Regions from separate parts of the Homo sapiens genome. Here region 2 is linked to region 1. A link is an interaction called in ENCODE POLR2A ChIA-PET data of the cell type or tissue named here. Cell type or tissue: OCI-LY7. All regions are shown on one strand. Links, peaks and the distances in the headings refer to the core of each region. The heading gives the core; the rest is flanking DNA.

Region 1 (2,911 bases), core at 293-2,792:
AAAAATGGCTATTACATAATAGAATACCTACTACGTGTCAGGCCCTGAACTAAGCACATTACATACAGTATCGCTTTTTAATTCTTACACTAATCCTATAACACATTTTACAAAGAAAGCTGAGGCTTAGATAAGTTAAGTCACTTAACCAAGATCCCACAGCTGTGAAGTGGAAATGCTGGTACACCACCTAAGGTTTGTCTGTCTGCAAGGCCATTCTATTTTTTTATAATCTCAGAGTGGTAAAACCTTCACTAAGCATCACACAAACACACACACACACACACACACAGAGAGAGAGAGAGAGAGAGAGACCACTAATGAAAACTTTAATAGACCTTTTTACATTTGAAAAAGTAGCCTCTGATATAGGAAATGGAGAAAAGCAAGGAGCAAAAAATACAGAGAGTATGCTAATATTTGTGTCAAAAAGAAAGGAGGGGGGATAACAGACAAATTAGTAACAGTGGTTACTTGTTTGGTAAAGGGGATAGGGACACATAGGAAGCAGAAATGAAAAGGAGACATTTCATTACATATGTATTTATGAATTTAGAGTTAGGAATTAACTTACCGGTAGGGAATCTGGGCGTAAATCCTGGTTTGGAAAACGCTACACAATAGTTCAGCATCACAACGTCTGCTTATGAAAAGTGTAGTGTGATAGGTTTTTTTTTTAATGTGTTTAATTCTAATGTCCAAAGTTATTTAACTTTTTTTGGTGGGGGGCTGGGGCATGGGCAGGATGATACCTATTATCATTTCTTTTTTTTTTTTTTATTGAGACAGAGTCTCACTCTGTCGCCCAGGCTGGAGTGCAGTGGCGCAATCGCGGCTCACTGCAAGCTCCGCCTCCTGGGTTCACGCCATTCTCCTGCCTCAGCCTCTCCGAGTAGCTGGGACTACAGGCACCCGCCACCACGCCCAGCTAATTTTTTGTATTTTTAGTAGAGACGGGGTTTCACCGTGGTCTCGATCTCCTGACCTCGTGATCCGCCCGCCTCAGCCTCCCAAAGTGCTGGGATTACAAGCGTGAGCCACCGCGCCCGGCCACCTGTTATCATTTCTTAAAGAGCAATCAATACAATACAGCTTGGGATACTAGAATTAAATAATTTCCTAACTTAAAACAGAATGCTGAATGAGTCAAAATTTTTAGGTTTCTTTAAGCTCGGGGATACCAAAGTATTTACTACTTGCTTCTAACACTGCAAAAAATAACCCATAGTAAAGCTAAAATCCAAAAGGGGTAAATGATACCTACACCAAACTCAAGAAAGTCAAATAAGGGATTCTTAAAATAAGCTTCTCATTATTGAAAAAAAGCAAAGCCTACAGAGTAACACTTATTTCACACCACTCCTAGAGAAAGAAACGCAGAGTAAGCATAAAAGAAAATTGCGCATGCACACACAGATACAGGTTATCTATTAATCATAGCATTTTTATACAGCTGACAAAAATCACTAGAAGTCCCTGATAAGCGCCTCTCTGAAGGGCTACTACATGCACTTAACACACTTTAATGCTTACGTATGAAGGTAGGAAATGCCAAAGTTAACCAACTGATCTCCAACACTGTAAAACACAGCCAGCTCAGAGCTAAAATGCTGCTGCAAAAAGATCTATTCAGTATCATGACAAGCAGCTAAAGACTTTTAACAAAGCAGAGGGACAGAAGATGTCTATAATGAGTAATGAACAGCACCTGGGAATGGAGAGGCGCTAGCTAACAGAAAAATTAGTTTCTAAACCCAAATACAGACCTTTTGAGTATGACCAGCATTACCTCAAAGTCTTGGATGATATCAAAATTTGCCAATTTATTATCAGCTTAATAAGAGTCATGTATGAAACTATGACTTCTAGTTCAAATATAACACAAAACATAGTAAAATCTTATGTAAGTATGTAACTAATGCAGACATATATGAAACGGACTGCTTAAGCAATAGCTGAATAGCAGTACTCTGCATTCTTTTAAACAAGGTGTGCATAGCATAAGACCAGGGTCAGACTTTCAGGACAAGTACTACCAACTCCCTGTAAGCTTTGCCAAAGGGGAAACTTCCTGAAGTTCCAACAAAGTCTTCAAACCCACTGTGCCAGCCACTAACAGTAACCATGTTCCTGGAAGCTTGTATATGAGAAGCAAACCAATGAGTTAAGCTTTGTGGATGTTGGGAGCCACCACAAAACATCTTTCAATTTTGCCAGTTTTCACTTTGAAATCACACAATCCTATCTTATCCCCTAGAAACTAAGAAACAGCAGGTGAAAGCTGTCAAAGCCACATATTCAGACTAATTAGGGGACAAGCCAGTCTGATTAGGGGATAGCGACCTCATTTGCAGATGCTTTTGCAGATGAAGGAGAAGCTGAATATGGAGAAATTTAATCGGGGCAGGGGGCTAAAAAAAGATCTACAATTCCTGCCTTTTACCCGAAATTATTACTTACCCTCCCAAGAATTTTTGTGGACCACTGAACTGAAGAAGGAAAAGAAAGAAAAAGGGAGAAAACAAACTTTAGGCTGTAAGTGTGACTGTATAAAAATCCCTGAGAGGATGAATTATGAAACTAAACTCCATGCAACAGGGCTAACTATGTAGCTGCTTTTCCACTTGCCTAATGGCCCAAGACAAATAGAGCAGGGCCATCCAGGAGTCCCAACAACTTCCAGGAAAATGGAACCAACGTCCTCCTGTCTCAGAACAAGCCACATACCCCCTGAAAGTAACCCCTAAGTGAAATCCATATAGATCTGCTTTGAAAATCACTCTGGCTGGCAACAATTAAGGCCCACTCCTTCAAACAATTCCAATTTGTATGGGAAAAAGCTTCTTAAAAGAAAAAAAAAAGCAATTGAAAGAAATTTCTATGAGCCTCTGCCCAAAAGTATTCCAACTCA
Region 2 (2,911 bases), core at 88-2,587, 130 kb before region 1:
TCCAAAGAGGTGGGAAGAAAATCAGGAAAGTATGATGTCCTGCAAGTCAAGTATCCAAGAAAGTGAATTAGAGAACGAAGTGATCAGTGATAGAATATTCTACAGATAGGTCAAGTAAGATGAGGGCTGAGACCAGACCACTAGATTTAGCAGCATGCAAGTTACTGGCAACTTGGACTAGAGCCCTTTCAGTGGTGTGGTTGCAATAAAAACCTGGCTGCGTGGGTTTAAGAGGAGAACTGATATAATCAGATATAATCAAATATAAACAACGCTACTGAGTTTTGCTTTAAAGGAAAAGAAATTCAGCAGTTGCTGGCAAAGTGAGGTCAAGAGTATTATTTTTAAATAAGTGGAAGAACAGCTTAACTGTATGCTGACGGGACTAATCCAATAAAGACAGAAAACTTGATGATCCCAGAGAGAGGGAAGAGAATTGCTGGATCCATGTCCTAAACAGACTAGCAGAGATAGGACCTAGTATACAACTGGAAGGTTCACCTTATATAGGAATGCAAATGCTTCATGAGTGAGGGGACAGTTTATTCATACTGATGAGAGAAAGTGGGTAAATACGGGGGTGGGAAATCCTCTCCTGATTGCTTCAGTTTTGCACATATCATCTGGTACTTATGACTTGTAAGCAAAAGCCAAAAGAAGCAATTTAACAACAGCATGGCATTCTGGGAGCCTAGATGGCAGAGTATTAGGGCTGCTTTCTCACTTGCCCTCTGGGTTTCTGTTCTCTAAAATCCTTGCAATCACTAAATGGCATAACTTTTTCTACAAAAGAAAGGCAGGAAATTGGGGGGCACAAAAGAGTCACTGATCCATACTGACTCTGAAATCTAGCAGGGCAAACACTGAAAGTTCCTTGATTAGGTCTCAACACTGGGAAAAGAATTCTCCATGACTTTTGCCTTCATCTCTAGGCTCCTGCTTCCAACCTCTGAGTCATCTTTCCCTTTTGATGAAAGGTGGCATGTGTTAGCTCCTGAGCACTTTCTCAGCCTGCTTCCTGCCAGCAGAATGCTAGGGGTGTCCGACAGCCTCTTTTCATTTTGTACTGTTTCTTTTCCTGTTCAGTCCTAGCTACAGTGGATTTCCTGCATATCTCACCACAATAGACAAAAGCTATACCCATAGATCTCTCCAAGAGGAACTCTTCTACCTCTACCTTGGGCTCCTGCTAAAAAGGCTAGAAGCCCTATTGTTTGACGGAGAGGCCTTGAGTGTGACTGAAGAGGATGCTAAGGCACTACCTTCTCAGGTCTTAACAGCAGGCTTTAAAGGCACAGTCTTGGCTTTATCTTTAGACCGCCATTCTCCCCGGAGTGGCTCTTGAATTGATCTTTGCCGTGTCTCAATTTCATCACCCTCTGCCAACCAGAAAGGCTGAGAATTTTCAAAATCATCAAGTTCTGGCTCCTTTTTTAACAGTGCTTCCCTCAATTTATTTATTTCCCCTCATACTTTAAGCAGCAAGAAGGAACCAGAGGGGATCTGCAATGTTTTGTTTAGAAGTTTACTTAGCTAGATCTCTCAGTTCATGAAACACACTTTCTGCTTTCCACAACTATAAATGATAGTGTTGCTAAACTTTCTACCACTACATAACAAGGATCCCCTTTCTTCCAGTTTCTTTCCTTTAAGACCTCGTGACAATCGCCTCAAAGTCCCATTTTTATAATGTGTTCAAGGTATTCTAATCTTATACTAACACTCTCCTTAAAAGTCCACTGCCCAGTTTCAAAGTCACTCCCAGTTTAGATTTTCACCAAAAAGCACCCCACTATTGGTACCAAAATCTGTAGTTATCTCTTTTTTTTTTTTTTTTTTTTTTTTTGTGATACAGGGTCTCGCTCTCTTGCTCAAGTTCTTGCTCTCAGCTCATTGCAGCTTACACCTCCCAGGCTCAGGTGATCCTCCCACCTCAGCCTCCCAAGTAGCTGGACTACAGGCACGCACCACCTTGCCCAGCTAATTTTTGTATTTTTAGTAGAGATGGGGTTTTGCTATGTTGCCCAGGCTGGTCTCAAACTCCTGGGCTCAAGCGATCCGCCTGCCTCGGCCTCACAATGTGCTGGGATTACAGATGTGAGCCACCACACCCGGCCTAGTTATCTATTTCTATGTAACAATTCATTTTCAATCACAGTAGCTTAAAACAGCATTTATTATCTCAGTTTATGTGGATCAGAAATCCAGCTGGGTAAGCTAAGTGCTTCTGGTTCAGGGACTCTCACAAGGCTGCAGTCAAGGTGTTGGCTGGGGCTGCAATCATTAAAGCTTGACTATCAAGGATCCACCACCAAACTCACTCACCTGGCTGCTGGCAGGTCACTAGCTGTTAGGCCTAGACATCACTGGCTCTTGGGCCTTCCCACAAGGCTACTTAACAGTGTAGGGGCTCTGAGAGAAAGGTAGAGAGGGCAAGCACCCAAGATAAAAGCCACAGTCTCTTTGTAACCAAATCTTAGAAGTGACATCTCATCAATTTTCCATATTCTATGCATTCAAAGTGAGTCACTAGGTCCAGCCTATAAGGGGAAGATAATACACAAGGGTATGAATATCAGGAGGTGGGGATCACTAGGGACCATCTTAGATGCTGCCTATCACAGACTAGCTGAATGTATTACAACATATTGGTTAAGAGTACTGACTCTGAAGCAAGACTGCGCATTTGAATCTTCCTTCCCCGTTGTAAGATGAAACAAGATAATAGTAATGAAAGCATCAGACCCAGTGCCTCCTATCATAGGAGGCACTTGGGAATTTGTTTTCTTATCTCTTCCAATCCCAACTGCCTTTAACAATCGAAAATTTCTCCAGTTTGAATATTATCTGCAAACATCCAATATTAGAGCAACTTGTTGAGCAACATGCAAAAATGGTTTTGATTTTCAAT

What was found. Peaks named below come from ENCODE experiments on the same cell type or tissue, not always from the same donor. Only the 100,000 strongest peaks of a DNase experiment are listed, where the experiment ranks them.
Region 2: POLR2A ChIA-PET joins it to region 1 with 32 read pairs; 4 of 35 experiments call an interaction of 5 or more read pairs at or near these places.

The regions. Positions count from the first base shown.
Region 1 is chr22:36,013,358-36,016,268 of GRCh38, forward strand. All of the region lies in intron 1 of RBFOX2 (RNA binding fox-1 homolog 2), which reads right to left. Among named protein-coding and RNA genes, the nearest start is that of RBFOX2, 14 kb to the right of the region's middle. In OCI-LY7, for the core only: no CTCF peak of the experiment used is centred there; DNase peaks (open chromatin) are centred at 1,614 and 2,154; H3K4me3 peaks cover 1,811 bases; H3K27ac peaks cover 2,199 bases.
Region 2 is chr22:35,882,180-35,885,090 of GRCh38, forward strand. All of the region lies in intron 2 of RBFOX2 (RNA binding fox-1 homolog 2), which reads right to left. Among named protein-coding and RNA genes, the nearest start is that of RBFOX2, 150 kb to the right of the region's middle. RefSeq lists an enhancer at 719-1,220. In OCI-LY7, for the core only: no CTCF peak of the experiment used is centred there; DNase peaks (open chromatin) are centred at 702 and 1,052; H3K4me3 peaks cover 1,707 bases; H3K27ac peaks cover 2,500 bases.